Regions from separate parts of the Homo sapiens genome. Here region 1 is linked to region 2. A link is an interaction called in ENCODE POLR2A ChIA-PET data of the cell type or tissue named here. Cell type or tissue: A673. All regions are shown on one strand. Links, peaks and the distances in the headings refer to the core of each region. The heading gives the core; the rest is flanking DNA.

What was found. ChIA-PET counts read pairs that join two places held together with the same protein. Peaks named below come from ENCODE experiments on the same cell type or tissue, not always from the same donor. Only the 100,000 strongest peaks of a DNase experiment are listed, where the experiment ranks them.
Region 1: POLR2A ChIA-PET joins it to region 2 with 9 read pairs; 1 of 35 experiments calls an interaction of 5 or more read pairs at or near these places.

The regions. Positions count from the first base shown.
Region 1 is chr7:16,303,164-16,311,507 of GRCh38, reverse strand. It overlaps CRPPA (CDP-L-ribitol pyrophosphorylase A), which reads left to right. Exons shown (of 10, transcript NM_001101426.4): 4 at 2,881-2,985. Among named protein-coding and RNA genes, the nearest start is that of CRPPA-AS1, 97 kb to the right of the region's middle. In A673, for the core only: no CTCF peak of the experiment used is centred there; a DNase peak (open chromatin) is centred at 3,727.
Region 2 is chr7:16,509,872-16,518,215 of GRCh38, reverse strand. No RefSeq gene overlaps it. Among named protein-coding and RNA genes, the nearest start is that of LRRC72, 13 kb to the left of the region's middle. RefSeq lists an enhancer at 5,763-6,264. In A673, for the core only: no CTCF peak of the experiment used is centred there; a DNase peak (open chromatin) is centred at 3,745; H3K27me3 peaks cover 2,863 bases.

The DNA.
Region 1 (8,344 bases), core at 241-8,240, 210 kb after region 2:
TAGCTATAAAGTCACCAAAAGGGAAATTAAATGCATATTTTGGTGTGAGAGAATACAATGTAAAACAGCTAAATATTCTATGATTACAGCTATTTATTTCTGGAAAAGACAAATTATGGAGGCATTAAAAGGATGAGTGGTTGCAAGGGGTTGTGGGGGCCGGAGGTATGTATAGATAGTACACAGATAAATTTCACTGTCGTGTGAAACTACTCTGTACAATAACTACAGTGATGGACGTATATCATTGTACATTTGTGAAAACTCATAGAATGTATAATACAATGCATGGGTCGTAATTAAACTACGGGCTTTGAATGATAATGATGTGTCAATGTAGGTTTATTGATGCTAATACACATACCACTATGTTTACAAGGTTTCAATAGTAGGAGAGGTCGTGTATATGTGGGAGCTTGAGGGTATATGGAAATCTTTGCCTTTTGCTCCATTTTGCTATGAACCTAATATTTAAAGTCTTAAAAAGTGTAGGAAAGAAAACAATGCATGGATAATAAAATTCTTTTGATACTTTGAATGTGAGGAAAAGTTCATATTCTGCCCTCAAACTTGATAGCTCTCCTGGGAGTAGAATTCTATGTTTAAAATCATTACCCCAAGAATTGTGATTAATTTGCTTCTTTGTTCTAAGTTGTATTGTTTCTATGAAGTCCCAACTCATTTGGATTACATCTTGTTTGTAAGATAGTTTTCGTTAAGTGGGCTTGGCATACTTTCACCCCTTAGCTTCCATACTCTATAATTTCTCTTAATCTGGAAATTCAATGTTGTTCATCTTTGGAATATCTGAATTATTTGGTTGTTTTCGTCTATCTTTTTCTGTTTTTCCTGAAATTTCAATATTTTTATTTGGGTATTTGACTTTGTCGATGAGTCACACGACTCTTTCCTTTTCTGCCTTTTTAAATATTACCCCGTCACCTGATTTAAAATTCTTTATCTTCCTAGATCTATTAATAGTTTTTAAAAAATTGCAGTTTCGATTTTCTCGAGTGCTTTATTTTTGCCATTTTGATCTTTCACATTACAATCTTTCCTTGGGTGACAGTTAAATATGGGTTTTCTGCTCATGTTTAGCTGGGGACTGGTTAGACTTGGTGAGTTTTCTACTTGGGGCGTGTTGACTGTGTGTTTCTCTATAGCATAACTGGGCTGGACCTTGCTTTTTGGGGGATCTCTGATAAGTGTCCTTAGGGCTTTTGCCTTGGCAGAAGGCTGTTAGACACTGTTTTCGGGGGGCCAAGTCTAGGGAGGCAGATGGTTTTCAGTGTCTGTCTGTTTGCGTGTGTGTTTCTCATGTGATCAATGATATCATTATAACTATAACCCCCCCATGGTGAATCACAAGTGTCAAAACATTTTGTGCAATACCCTCTCTCGTTCATTAACTTTCTTGTCTAAAATCATCTTGCTACTTGCTTTGTATTTGTTCCACCTGTTCTTGGTTCTTTTTCTCACTTTTCTGTTGGCCTTTGGATTAATATACTATGTTTTATGATTTCATTTTATCACCACTATTGATTTTTTAAACTTAATTTTATTTAGCGATTGACTTGAATTTAGAATATACATCTAATGAGAATCTCCTTCAAATAATATTAGTTATGGGCACCCAATAGGAGATCACAAGAGAGGAGACTGCACATGTTTATGAACTCCTTTTGTGACTGTGGGTCCCAGAGGTTTTATATTCTTTCAGTAGCTTCCATGTAAGGATAATAAAATAGCTTTGGCAAGGGGTGCTTGATGCCATATTCATATTTGTTGCCTTGTGCAATCCTTACATGGATATGCTTTCTAAAATAAGTCTCAGCTGGGCATGGTGGCTCCAGTCTGGGAGACAGAGCAAGAACTCTGTCTCAAAAAAAAAAGAAGAAAAAAAATTAGTCTACCAAATGTCTCAAACCTCCGTAACTTTGCAAAGCACCTTTTGATTTAAACATAATCCTCCTTGTTCAATTTTATTCTGCTGTTGGAGATCAAGCCATTTCCTCTGATAGGCCTTCCTGATGCCGTCACATAGAATTAAGTGTTTTATCCACTGAGCTACCTCTAGACATTCTTCTAGTGCTGCATCTATCAGGTTCTGTTACAAACTGCTTGTTAGATGCCAGCCTCCCCTTCTAGACCTGAGTTCCTTGAGGGCATAATACATGTGTCATTTACCTTTATATATCTGGTACTTAAAATAGAACTTGGAGACAGGATAGGTACCCTGAGTACTGTTCAGCTGAATTGTATTATTACTTGGTTATTTTAGTGGCTCTGCTTAAAATGCCAAAAAATGTTTTATTTTTACTGAATTTATGAGATATGTTTACAGTTTTTCGCACAATGAAAGACTAAATTTTCCATGTTTATAAACAAAATGTAAATAATTAAAAGATATATTGATATTTTAATTACTAAAACAAGAGAACTATGACCTGCAAATGTCCTGATATAAATACAAGATATGAGATTTAGATTTTGTAGATATATATTTATCAACAGTTAAGATATGATAATCCTCAGCCATACCTTCAGGCATTTTATAAACATGTTTGGAAAGGTAACTTATAAGCAAAGGAAACAAAGTATTACATTTTTTTACGCCTAGAACTACTGAGGAATCTCAAAACTCATATGATTGCACTATTCCTATTCACTATTTGTTTTGCTTCACGTGATGGTTGCAGTATTCCTATTCCCTGTTTTGCTTTTAGCTAATGGGGATGTTATAACTCAGTCAGTAGCTGATTAAATAGTTTGAGCCCCCTAGGCCCTTCCTTTGTTTGCAATGGATTATGAAATAAAAGGCTTGGTTTTACTTAAAATCGCATTTTAGCTTAATTGTTGTTGTTGTTGTTTCCACACCAGTGTAGTGACTATGACTTGGAATTTGGAACTGAGTGTTTGCAATTGGCCCTAAAATACTGTTGCACTAAAGCCAAACTTGTAGAAGGATCACCTGACCTCTGGAAGGTAAGAGGGATGATACCTTGCTTGGGTTCTTTTCTGTGCTTTCATGTGTTTGCGTGTGTGTACATTTAAAACCAGTAGTGCATTGAGTAGGAGTTAAGGGAGTCTCACGGGTTTACTGAACCATCAATGTGTAGTATCCCTTCTATTGCTTGGCTTCAAGAAAATTCACTTTGAGATAATTTACTCAGACACATCTCATTTTAACCTGTGAGATTGGTTTATTCACTTTTTTCTTTTTCTTCCTCTCTGTAGATAGCTTTATTAGTCTGTTCTCACACTAATATAAAGAAATACCTGAGACTTGGTAATTTATAAAGGAATGAGGTTTAATTGGCTCATGGTTCTGCAGGCTGCATAGGAAGCATAGTGGCTTCTGCTTCTGGAGAGGCCTCAGGAGGCTTCCAATTATGGCAGAAAGCAAAGGAGGAGTGAGACACTTCGAGACCTCACTCACTTGGAGAACAGCTCCAAGGCGGAAATCTGCCCCCACGATCCAGTCACCTCCCACCAGGTCTCACCTCCATGGTTAGAGCTTACAATTCCCCATGAGATTTGGGCAGGGACACAGATCCAAACCATATCAATAGCCTTTTTTTTTTTTTTTTTTCTTCACTCAGTTTGATTAAAGCTACAACTTTGCCTGCAGTATCAACATTTCCTTTCAGGCCCTGGGTGGTTGCTCCAACTTAACTGGGTTAAAAGGATATCTGCAACAGTTCCAACCCAGTGGGGGTGGTAGCTGGATCCACTTTCTGTCCCACTGTGAGGAATTAGACTGTTTCCTGTGGCAGGGCCCAGTTCTTTTAATGGCTAACTTGCTTCTTTTTTTTTTTTTTTTTTTTTTTTTTTGACAGAGTTTCACTCTTCTGGCCCAGGCTGGAGGGCAATGGTGCAGTCTCATTGTAACCTCCACCTCCAAATTTCAAGCAATTCTCCTGTCCCAGCCTCCCAAGTAGCTGGGATCACAGGTGCCTACCACCACCCGGCTAATTTTTGTATTTTTAGTAGAGACGGGGTTTCACCATGTTGGCCAGCCTAGTCTTGAACTCCTGACCTCAGGCTATCTGCCTGCCTCAGCCTCCCAAAGTGCTGGGATTACAGGTGTGAGCCACCACACCTGGCCTAACCTCTTTTGGAGGGAATAGAATACTTATTGCAAACAAGATAATGGCACTATCATACTGCAGCTTCTTATCAAGGCCAGGGATGGTTTAGAGTGTGATTCTTTGTTTCATTAGTTGAATTGAACAGGACATTTGGAAATAGGAGTCTGGAAATCAGAAATAAGTACATTTGGAAATAAGATTATTTCATAATCTTGAAATACATATTGCTGCTTTTGAAATATTGCTTGCAGTCTTTGGAAATCTTTATGAAACATCCATCAAAATCTGATTAGTAAAGATTCATTCTAATTGAGTCTATAAGCATATTTCCTTACTGATTTTTAAAACAGAAAGCCCTGTAAGTTGATCAGTTATTTTGCACAGTAACATGATCAGCCTCACTGCATGCTAAGATTGTCTCAGGATAATCTTAAATACTTAAAATGTTGAATTCTAAGACTCCAAAATATTGACATGTTTGAAGTATTGCCTGGTAGAGAAAATTTATGCGGTAAAGAAATTTTATGCAATATTACTCTTCATTTAAGGACAACCTAAAATGTCTGCCTCTGCTGGGTTAACTATCATCAACCCAGCAGGCAAACATTTTATTCATCCTTTTCTATATATGGCTCAGTGATATTTATGAGGATTTTTGGCAATTACCAGTTAGATGTTTCATTAAAGGTCCTGACCCACATTTCTTTAGAACTCCTTTGGCTGTCTGGCAGACCTAATTTGAAGACCAAGAAAAAAGGCGGAAACTCTAAGGCGTTTTATTGCTACTGACATGTCAATAATCCCTGGTCTCACTTTTGACATCTTTGGAGCTGTGATTATTTACCTCTTTTGCATGTTCTGAGCCCTCATCAAGTTTGTAAAGCACTCTTGAGATCTGTGGATGAAAAGGAAGCAGCACATTACTCTCTGAATGTTACATTCCATCTTCAGTGTTTCCTTTTTGGTGAGGTGTTTATATTTCTCTGTTCTCTCCAGCAAGAGTGTTAGTCCTCAGGTACATCTTGATGCTCTGCTCCCCTTTTATGTGCAACAAATATCAGTGCACGCTAACCTGATTGGCCTTTCCACACAGTGCTTCTCTTGGTTCCACTGGTGAGTCCCTTTTTAGGGACATTGTTGTGGGTTCAACTGTCCTCTAAAAAAGTATGTTCAAGTCCTAATCCGTGGCACCTGTGAATGTGACCTTATTTGGAAATAGTGTCTTTGCAGATGTAATCAAGTGAAGACGAGGTCCTGCTGGAATAGGGTAGGCCCTAAAGCTAATATGACTAATATCTGTACAAGAATAGAAGAGACACAGATACAGGGAGAAGGCCATGTGATGATGGAGGTGGATATTGGAGTGACACATCTGCAAGCCAAGGAATGGCAGGGGTTGCCAGCCATCACCAGAAGCTAGGAAGAGGCTGGAAAGAATTCTTCCCAAAAGCTTTCAGAGGGTCCTACTTGTATCTTGATTTCGGATGTCTAGTCTCCAGACTGTGAGAGAATATAAATTTTTTTGTTTGTTTGTTTTTGACGGAGTCTTGCTCTGTCATCAGGTTGGAGTGCAGTGGCACAATCTTGGCTCACTGCAACCTCCGACTCCCTGGTTCAAGCAATTCTCCCGCCTCAGTCTCCCGAGTAGCTGGGACTACAGGTGCTTGCCACCACAGGCGCTTGCCACCACACTCAGCTAATTTTTGTATTTTTAGTAGAGACGGGGTTTCACCATGTTGGCCAGGATGGTCTTGATCTCCTGACTTTGTGATCTGCCCGTCTTGGCCTCCCAAAGTGCTGGGATTACAGGCGTGACCCACCACCACCACGCCCAGCCAAATTTCTGTTGTTTGAAGTCTGCCAGTTTGTAGTAATTCACTGTAGCAGTCCTGGGAAACACATGCTGAAAGGGCGATCCCCCCACTAGAAATCAGCATCATAGCATCACTTTCCACATGGAATGGAAGTAGAGAGCTCTACTCTTATGAATGAGATTTGAATAATGCCATGCTTCAAAGGGAGCTTGGACCCTAAAAGTCCTGTCGTGCTCTGGATTGGGGAAAATGTCTTACAGATAGACGTTATAAGCGTTTTTTGTTTGTTTGTTTTTTGGTATCACATTTTTTTCCCTGTTAACTGAGGTGATGCTAGAATGCAAATATTGCTGTTGTTTTCAGGGTCCCTATTTTCTCTTTCTGCCTCTTGTCTCATCTTTGACTTCTTTTTTTGGTATTTTCATAGCTAATTATTTAACCCCTTTTGATAACATTGTAAGATTTGTCATTAGGCTTTTACTTTAATTTTGTGATCTTATTTTGTATGATGAGAGTATTTGTTTTACACAACAATGGAGTTTATGCTTTGAAATTAGTGTCCTAATTCTACACTAACTCCAAAGATGCTGCCTTTTAAAAAAAAATGTATCTGAAAAGTTCTAGTACAATTATGCTAAACTGGTACTGGACTCAGATGGCATGGCCATGTACTTGAAACATGATTCAAAAATCTGACAGTAAAAGACATATTTGGACATAATTGAGGCATTTTATTACCATGTAACAGTGTAAGGCGAAGGAAGATCCTGAAACATGGAACAATACACCTTCCCTTTCCCCTGAAAAGTCAGGGAGTTCACTTCACATTGGTTTAAAGACTGACTTGAAATTTCTGAGGACTGCACGTAGTACTAGAATTTCAGTAGTAGAATTTCAGTTGCCACCAGAAATCCTAGGAGGATTATTTTGTATTTTATTTTCTTTAATTAATTAATTTTTTTGAGATGGAGTCTTGCTCTGTCACCCAGGCTGGAGTGCAGTGGCAAGATCTCAGCTCACTGCAACCTCTGCCTCCTGGGTTCAAGTGATTCTCCTGCCTTAGCCTCCCAAATAGCTAGGACTATAGGTGCCTGCCACCATGCACGGCTGATTTTTGTATTTTTAGTAGAGACGGGGTGTCACTATGTTGGCCAGGCTGGTCTGTATTTTGTATTTTATAAATACGTTTTGGTAAAAGTAAAAGGTAAACATTCTGGCTTGATGTCACCTTCCTGTGCTAGCTCTTCTGGGGTCTGGAGATAATATCAGTTTTTTTTTTCTTTCAACACACCATGCAGGGTAGAAAATGGCCACGGTACCCCACTACCCCCACCAGGGCGATAAGCACTGAGGAGTACAGAACTGGTTCTGGGAGTAGGGATCAGCTGTCATGCTTTCCTGGAGTAGTCTTGCTTTGACAGGCCCAAGTAAACCCTCTTATTTTGATGAGATTTCATCTAGTCTGCATAACAACTTGAGTCCCTTTAATTTAGAGTTGTACCATATTTGTGACCCCATTTACTTTTAATTAACTTGGTCTCTTACTACACTGTACAGGCTTAATTGAACAGACATCTTGTTTCTAAATGTCAAAACCATCTTCAAGCCATACAAGATTGATAACCAGTTACTGAAGAAATTTAACCACTGTGTTCCGTTGTCTGAATGTGCTTTTTTAGGAGTTTCTGAAGTTTTTGTGTAATCACAATATTATTGGAATGAATGACTTTTGAGGATTCCTTTTGTTGGGGAATACATTTTTTTAAGGTCCAAGTATTTCAGCATCTGTTTAAAAACAAAAGAAACAAAGTAGTCTCTATTTGGTTTTTGTAATTTCAAAAACACAATATGGTGACATTGTTTCTCTTCAGATATTTTTATATAGTTATCCAGCATTTTATATAGGTATCCAGAAAAGAATATTTTCTATATGTATATGATTGGTAAGGAAATAAGTTCTGAAAAATCTATACCTAATAAACATTCTATTATCTTTGAAATGTAAGTTTTGCCTATTTATTGTGAAGGGAAAGATGGGAGAACTTTATGTGTCACCTTAAATTATTGGAGATAGTGGCCAACTGGCTGTGTTCTGAAAGTTTTTTTTTTTTTTTTTTTTTTTTTTACTATTTTATGTCTCAACACAGAAACAAGAACAACATGTAGACGTGATAGGAATGAGAAATTCCCACCGTATTATTACCTTACCGTGCCTATGAAATTGGAATTTTTATCCTCCAGATTAGCTAACTACTAGATTTGTACAGAAACTTTGTTTAGTGAAGTGGGCTACTGCACTTCTATCCAAATTAGATTCCTCTGCTATTCCTTTATCCTGGCAGGTAAATCCTGGACCAAAACTATACCTTACTATCCAGAAATAAAGTAGCAGCTAACTTGATAACACAGATAAAAAGTTGTTCAAGCAATTCAACCAAT
Region 2 (8,344 bases), core at 88-8,087:
ATATTGGGATGTTATCTGTGAACACATGGGTTTCACTATCTATTAACAGGTGGGTTTCTCTGATTCTTTTTAACTTCAGCATTTGAGGATACTGGGATTTTCTTCTCCATACTCCCATAATTTTTAAGGTAAATTTCAGAAAGAAGAATCAGCTTGGAAGTCATTTTCCTTGATGTCCTGGAATCGTTTTGCAGCTGATCTCTGTTAGCAGTGGCATTCAGGATTCTTGGTAGCAGAGTCTTTGTTGCTCTCATCTACAAGCTACAGTGGCAGGAAGAGACTACCAAACCAGTTCCAGGAAGCCTGGGTCACCATGTGTGGCCAGACATGGGCCATCAAGTGATTTAAAGTGTTCTAACTGTATGAAGAAACTATTTTAGATAACCTGGCACCCTTCATTTATTATTGATTTAGACAGGCAGGCAGTAAAATGGACTGAGTTCCTACCATAAACCACACACTCTGCCAGGCACTGGGGGATGTGAATAAGACCAGTCTCTAAGGAATGACCATTAGGAAGCAAATAGCCTGAGTACCCATAGCTTTAAACCTACCTTAATTGTATTTGGTCTGTTTGATATAGACTGGCAATCAAATGGATTATTATTATTTCCTCAGAGCCTGAAGTGTTTCAGTTGCCTTCATACATAATTCCAAACTATCTTCCTTGTGCTCCTTGTGGCCTTTATTCCTCTGCTACGTTCTAATTAATGATGTTTTCATTACCACCTTCACACACAAAGCAAATAGCAGAGTAAAGTTCAATAATCATTTTAATTAGAGGCAGTACATGTTGGAAAGTAGTTCAAAAGAAATCTTTTTCATAAAAAATGCAAAGGTATTGAGAGACTTTAGCAGAGCAAGTTCAAGGCTTCTAAAGTTTTAGAAAATAATTTTTGTTTCATAAATTCATCTGTAGTTATAACAAAGAAAGAAAATCTGTTTTCACACTTGCCAAGAACTTGACAATTTTTCATAAATTTGGATAGGTGAGACAGATTAGCAGCGAATGCAGGCTCTATCCAATTATTTACCATTTATCTAGTGTTCTGAATAATTCAGGAAGAAGTAGAAATGAAGTTGAAGGCCACCAGATCACCTAAAACTTGTGTAGGTGATGACTGTGGGTGGCTTTTGTTGGAATGCACTATTAAAAGTGGGCAGAGGGATAAGGAAAGAGAGTGAGAGACAGAGAATAGAACAAAAATGAAGAGAAGGAGGAGAAAGAGAGAAGAAGAAAAAAGGAACAGAAAAGAGGGTTGTAAAGAAGAGACAGAGTGAAGAGAGGAAATGAGAAGATAAGAGGATGAGAAGAGAAGGCAAGGGAAGAGAAAGGAAGTTTAATATAGAGAAGCAGTTGTGAGGGAAAGGAGGGAGAGAAATAAAAAGAAGGGTGGTTAGGAATTATGCTGCCTTTTGATCCCCCTTGTCTTTTGAAAAGAGAATGTCCTCTTTGGGGGCACTGTTTCATCCTCAATTCTGTGTCCCACTTAGGCTGACAAACATAATTTGCTATACTCCTGGCATTAAGGGTAGGCATGCAACCTTTGCCGGTCTAAGCAGAATAATCCCCCCCAGGTTTTTCAAATTGGAACTAAGGAGAAAGGAGCAGTCTATTATTTGCAGTGGAGCTCTGTGGCATAAGGCCTAAAATTAATATCATGTGTTGTTTTGACATGTGAAACAGAGAGGACCTCAAATGGCCTAATTGCAAGTTCCCCTTCCTGTGCTGCTCTTTTATTCTGTTGCCTATCCCTGAGTAGCAGGTTCTGCTTTCTGTCTGTATGAATTTACCTATTCTGGGCATTTTATATTAGTGTGATTATACAATATATGACCTTGTATGCCTATCTTCTTTCATTTGACAAAGTATTTTTGAGGTTCACATACATTGTCACATGTATTGGTACTTCATTCCTTTTCATGACTGAATAATATTCCATTGTATGAGTATATCAGATTTTGTTAATCTGCTCATCAGTTGGTGAACATTTGGGTTGTTTCTACCTTTCGCCTATTATGAATAGTGCTGCTAAGTACATTTGTTTACAAGTCTTCATTTAAATACCTATTTCTATTCTTTTAGGCATATATCTAAGAAACTGTTGAGTTGTATGCTAATTTTATGTTTAGCTTTTTGAGGAGCCCCCAAACTCTTTTCTACAGTGATGGCAATGTTTTACACTCTCACCAGCAATGTGTGAAGGTTCTAACTTCTCAGTTCCTCACCAACACTCATTGCAGTTTCAATTTGCATTTCTCTAGGGACTGATGATGTTGAGCATCTTTTCATTTGTTGGCCATTTACATATCTCCCTTGGAGAAATGTCTATTCAAGACCTTTACCCATTTTTTAGTTGAGTTGTCTTTTAGTTGTTGAGTTGGAAATGTGCTTTATAGATGCTTAATGGTAGACCCTTGTCAGATATGTGACTTGCAAATACTTTCTTCCATTCTACGGGTTGCTTTACAACCTGATGATTTTGTACAGATGTTTCTACTCTTTCTCTAATTAATGCTAATTCAAATTTCTTCTATATGTATTGTTATTCAGTATTCATTTTTCTATCTTATCCATATAATGAGAGGATTTGTTAACTGAGCCAATAAGAATAGGAACTACATGGCCCACCTCCCAGTCACAGTTTCTTGTCTAAAGGTGGGGACTGAAGTGGACCATAAAACTTGAGTCACAACTCTTGGTCAACCACACAAGCTAGGCCATTTAAAATCCTTCCCTAGAATGTTTCCATTGTCTTATCATTAAGCATGGGTCTTCCAGGTTCAGTAGTGCATGAGCCTAGAAGCTGCCATCAGCCATGCATCTTCCAGCATAGAAAGTGGATGGACAGTAGAAGAAAACTAAACTAATGCAGAGAGCAAGAGACGATCAGTTCTCATAGTATTTGAGTCCTTCGTTCTAGTTAGCTCCACACCTTTGTTTACTGTAGTTTAGTTATGCAAGTCAATATACTACCCTTTGGGTTGAAGCTGGTTTGCATTAGATTTTTCTACTTTAAATCGAGAGTCTGACCAAGTCAGTGATGTGGTAACATTATCTTGTGGAAGTAGCTTGCAATATCATTGCATTTTCAAATTTACATGTCATTTTTTGGGTCTATATTCTGCCCATATTGATTCTAATTTTTGTGGTAATACTTGCCCAGAGCTGGCATCTTTTGACCTTTTCCATCATATTAAGGACTAATAGAAAAATTGAAGTTATTTCTGGTGGAATTTTTTTTCCTCATTCTCTTTTTTAAAAATTTTTCATTAAAATTATTGGACAGCTGCCAAAAACTTGAAGAACAGCTGCATTTTGTGAATTAATTAAATGTCATAACCCTGTTTTCAGTTTCTATCAGTAACTGGAATGATATAAAAAGGCCATTTATTGAAAAGAATGTGTTGTATAATTTAATGTATGCTAGCTGTAGGTGGTCTAAAAATATTTTACTGCATTCCTACTTTTACTCATAAACTTTTAACATACTGTCACTAAAGTGTGAATACCATTAGACAAAAGGAAGTCAACTAAGAATTTATATGGCATTATTTTAAATAATCCTTTCTGTGTTTTCTAAGTCAGATTGTATAGTTAGCTAATCCATTTACCTATTGTAATATTAGGTGGTGAAAAATATCATGCATCCTGTCTTTGCTGTAATTACATACATTCCTTTTCAATTTCCTTTTGTTGACTTTTGTTATATTTTGTATCACAGCTTTAGTAACTAGGATGTCTCTTGGGGGAAGAAAATCCCTTATTTCCGATCTTTGTCATTTACAAATTAATGGCTCAAAGAATTACATGTGCACTTCCCTAATTGTTTGTCTTGGTGTGGCCCACAGTGAAAATTATTTCCACTATCAACTTTATGCTGTTCTCTGACATAATCTCTTGGTATTTTTATGTTTTCTCTAAAAGTTCAAGAATTGTCTGTCGGAAGTCGTTTGACAAGAAAATTTACCAAGAACATTATTAGACTGGTAAACTTGACAGTTGCTTTGCTAAGAAATTCTAGCTTCCCCAGCTTCAATTCTTCTTACCCTACAGCTGTTTTTTTTAATCTTGCCTCATTTTTTCATATATTATTCTTATTTGAACAAAATTCTTTTTATTAACTTCATTTTGTTACTTATATAAGGATCACACCTAAACTATATAGCTATGGTAGTAATAAGTTTATGCTTTGTATTAATTATGAACATTTAAGAAACTTCACTGGCTGGGCTCACGCCTGTAATCCCAGTACTTTGGGAGGCTGAGGTGGGCAGATCACGAGGTCAGGAAGTTGAGACCAGCCTGGCCAACATAGTGAAACCCCGTCTCTACTAAAAATACGAAAAAAAAAAAAAATTAGCTCAGTGTGGTGGCCTGCGCCTGTAATCCAAGCTACTCGGGAGGCTGAGGCAGGAGAATTGCTTGAACCCAGGAGGCGGAGGTTGCAGTGAGCCAAGATTGCGCCACTGCACACCAGCCCAGGCAACAGTGCAAGACTCTGTCTCAAAAAAAATAAATAAATAAAAATAAAGAAACTTCCTTTAAGCCAGGTTTGGGGCTCACACGTATAATCTCAGCACTTTGGGAGGTTGAGGTGGGTGGATCACCTGAGGTCAGGAGTTTGAGACCAGCCTGACCAATATGGTGAAACCCCATCTCTACTAAAAATAAAAAATAAAAATAAAAATAAAAAATTAGCCAGGCGTGGTGGGAGGTGCCTGTAGTCCCAGTTACTAGAGAGGCTGAGACAAGACAATTGCTTGAACCCGGGAGGCGGAGGTTGCAGTGAGCCAAGATTGTGCCACTGCACTCCAGCCTGAGTGACAGAGCAAGGCTCCTTTTCAAAAAAAAAAAAAAAAAAGAAAAAGAAAGAAACTTTATTTAACTGGTGGAATGACCCTGAGGCTCTTGTCTGTAGTCCCACATGAGACCCAATGGGAAATCGTAAAGCTGGGCTATGGCTTTCTCCCGGTTAAGAGGAAGCTTCCAAGCTCCGATTTCTACACTGTTTATCTGTAAATAATCCTACCTGTTGTTTCCAATAACCCAGAATATAAGTCTCTCCTATTTACCATGTGCAGAGCTGCTAGCAGACTCACTGGCAATGATATGCGCTAACTTTGGAGTAAAGGTATGTTACCAATTCAAATGTTTTTATTACAATATCAGAACACCAAGATCTACTTGTTTAAATAATAAAGGAGTGTCTTGCCTCCATTAGCAAGTAGTTTAAAGAGAGAGCAGTTTTAGGTTCCGTACAATCATGGCCAGAGCTCTAAATCTCTGCTGTTAATAGTTTTAAATCCTACACTCTTCTAAGTTGGCTCTCTTTTCAGGTTACCTTTCCGCATCACGACATAGCCATCACAGTTCCAGGATTCACATACTGACATGTCACCCTTGAGAGAAAGTAGAGGGCCTACATTCCATGGTCACCTTCTTAGGAGAGTCTGGGCTGTTATAACCAAATACCATAAACCTCGTGGATTATAAAAAATAGAATTTTATTTCCCACCGTTTTGGAAGCTGGAAGTCCGAGATGAGGGTGCCAACGTGATTGGGTTCTTGTGAGGGTCCTCTTGTGGGTTGCAGATGGCCACCTTCTTGTTGGATCCTCACATGGTGGAGAACAGAGAGAGTGCTCTCATGTTGCTTCTGAGAACCCTGAAAAGTTGAGACAGGTCTCAGTTAATTTAGAAAGTTTATTTTGCCAACATTGAGGATGAGCCGGTGACACAGCCTCAGGAAGTCCTGACGGCATGTGCCCATGGTAGTCAGGGCACAGCTTGGTTTCATACATTTAGGGAGACATCAATCGATATGCGTAAGAAGTACATTGGTTTGGTCTGGAAAGGCGGGACAACCTGAAGCAAAGGCAGGAAGTCTCGAAGCCCAGAGGGAGCTTCCAGGTCGCAGACAGGTGATACACAAATGCCTACATTCTTTTCAGTTTCTGATGAGCCTTTCCAAAGGAGGCAAATCAGATAAGCATCTATCTCAGTGAGCAGAGGTGTGACTTTGAATAGAATGGGAGGCAGGTTTGCCCTAAGCAGTTCCCAGCTTGAGTTTTCCTTAGTGATTTTGGGGGCCCAAGATATTTTCCTTTGGCACTTCTTGTAAGAGCACTAATCACACGCACAAAGGCTCCACCCTCATGACCTAATTATCTTCCACAGGCCCCACTTCCTAATGCCATTGTGTTGGGAGTTAGGATTTCAACATATGCATTTTGGGGGCACACAAATATCCAGCTCATCACAACTACATAGAACATGGAGTAATGTGTGCCCACGATGGTTAGCTATCCCTTTTCCCACACCCAGCACGGACCCTGCTTAGTTGTCATCACAGTGCCGTTGAGGTGTGTTCACCCCACTCTAAAGCGATGTTTGAAATCAGATGACAGCACTACACTTTATTATTATTTTTTTAATTAATTAAGGCATGGTGTCTCACCCTTGTGATCGTAGCACTTTGTAGGGCTGAGGGTATCCCCTTTCCATGGATACCCTCCTTACCTTTCTTGGGCTCAAACTTTTTACAACAATCCTGCCCCTGCATGAATACCCACACCCATCTCTCCCTGTGCCTGCTTAGCTTGCATTGCCAAGACATTCCCTTCTTGGTCTATACACCATGCCAGTTTCCTCTGCTAAGCTGATGCTGCCCTCATTCAGGTGGAGTCTGACAGTCCACACTCGTGTGCCTGGACCTCCCTCCTCACCCTGCTATACCCACCGGGATGCCCTGCTTCCACGTGAATGTTCTCCTCACCTGGCTTGAACTCTGACACTGCGCCTGTGCTCCTACTCACTTCCACTCACAGGGTTGCTCCCTGCACCGTGCTGAGGCCCTGAATCCCCAATGTGGACCCACTGCACAGACATTGTCTTCACTCAGCTTAGGCTCTAACATCTGTTCCCTTTTTCATGCCACTGAGACAGACCATTCACCCAACAAGTCTGTTTCATCAAGAGTTAAAACCTTGCTCAGATGCGATTTTTATAGGAGTCTATTTAAAGAAGCAAGTTGATACGGCAAATAGCTATGTACAAAGTAAAAACAACAACAACAATAAAAACCTATGAGATTTTTCCACTCACAGCGAATATAATGGGGTTGTCAGAATAGAAAGCTGTGATGCTGCATGCAGACTGTTGCTATAGTACCTAATACAGCTAATAAATTGTGTGGTTTTCATAAATAAACGTGTGTAGCTATTGCCCCCTTCCATCTTCCATCAGAAGTATCCGAAGTTACAATTGTCATTTTAACCTTTATAACTGTAGTGATACTTACCAATTGGAAAACATAAAAAATAAGAATCTGGCTCTGTTCTGCCAGAGATGAACTTGAAACAGAATAGTTACCTTTTTTAGAGTTAATGTCATGATCCGTCTGAGAAGTCCCTGTAATAATTGCATTGTTCTTGCCACCAGAAGGCCATTTAGAGTGGCAATAGCCCTTTTATATCGGTATATTATCTGCAAGATTTCCAACCTAGACTTATTTTACAGATGAGGAAACTGAAGGACAGAGAGTTAAGAAACTGGTCGAGGGTCACACAACTAGTAAGAGAGACAGGCAGTTACCGCCCCCCTCCGCCCCATTTGACCTGGCTTCCATGCTTTTATCCTCCATACTGTGTGCTGACCCTAGGTAAAAAAACAGAAACAAAAAACCTTATTACAGGATTATCTGTAACAGGAGAAAACCAGGAGAAACTAACCATAGATGAGAAAGACATTAATAATTCATCCTGTGGAATTTAACAGTCACCCTGTGCCTACCTGTCCACCCCAGGTAAATCCTGGGCACAGCCCAAGTCCATGGAGGATCCTCACTAGAAGGAAAAGCTCTAAGGGGTCCAAGAGACCCCTCAGGCATGAATGGTCTACTCAGAACATCCTGACCTGGTTTCTGTTTAATTCTCTTCAGGAGAAGTTTAAGGAAACTCCATCATGAGCTTGGAAGGTGGCTGTTTCTGGGATGTAGAAATGAGACAGCAGGAATGAGGCTCAGCTCTTGGTTTTGGGGGATGAGTGGCCAGGGCTAATCTGCCAGCCTTCTGCCTTTGAGTCTTGCACATGCAACTTTATTTAAGAAGCTATGTTTTCTTTATGACCACAAGAGGCAACCAACATCCAGAATGCAGAGCCCCCTAGGCAAGGCCACAAAACTAGAACTATTCCTGTGGTGATGGCTGCTTCTTTTTTTTTATACCAGTCACCATATGATGTCACTTGTCATCCTGTCTGTAATACTGGGCTTCCTTGCTGGATTCAAACCACACAATGGCCAGATTCTGCCCTTGTGCAGCTCAGACTCTGGGCTCAAGAC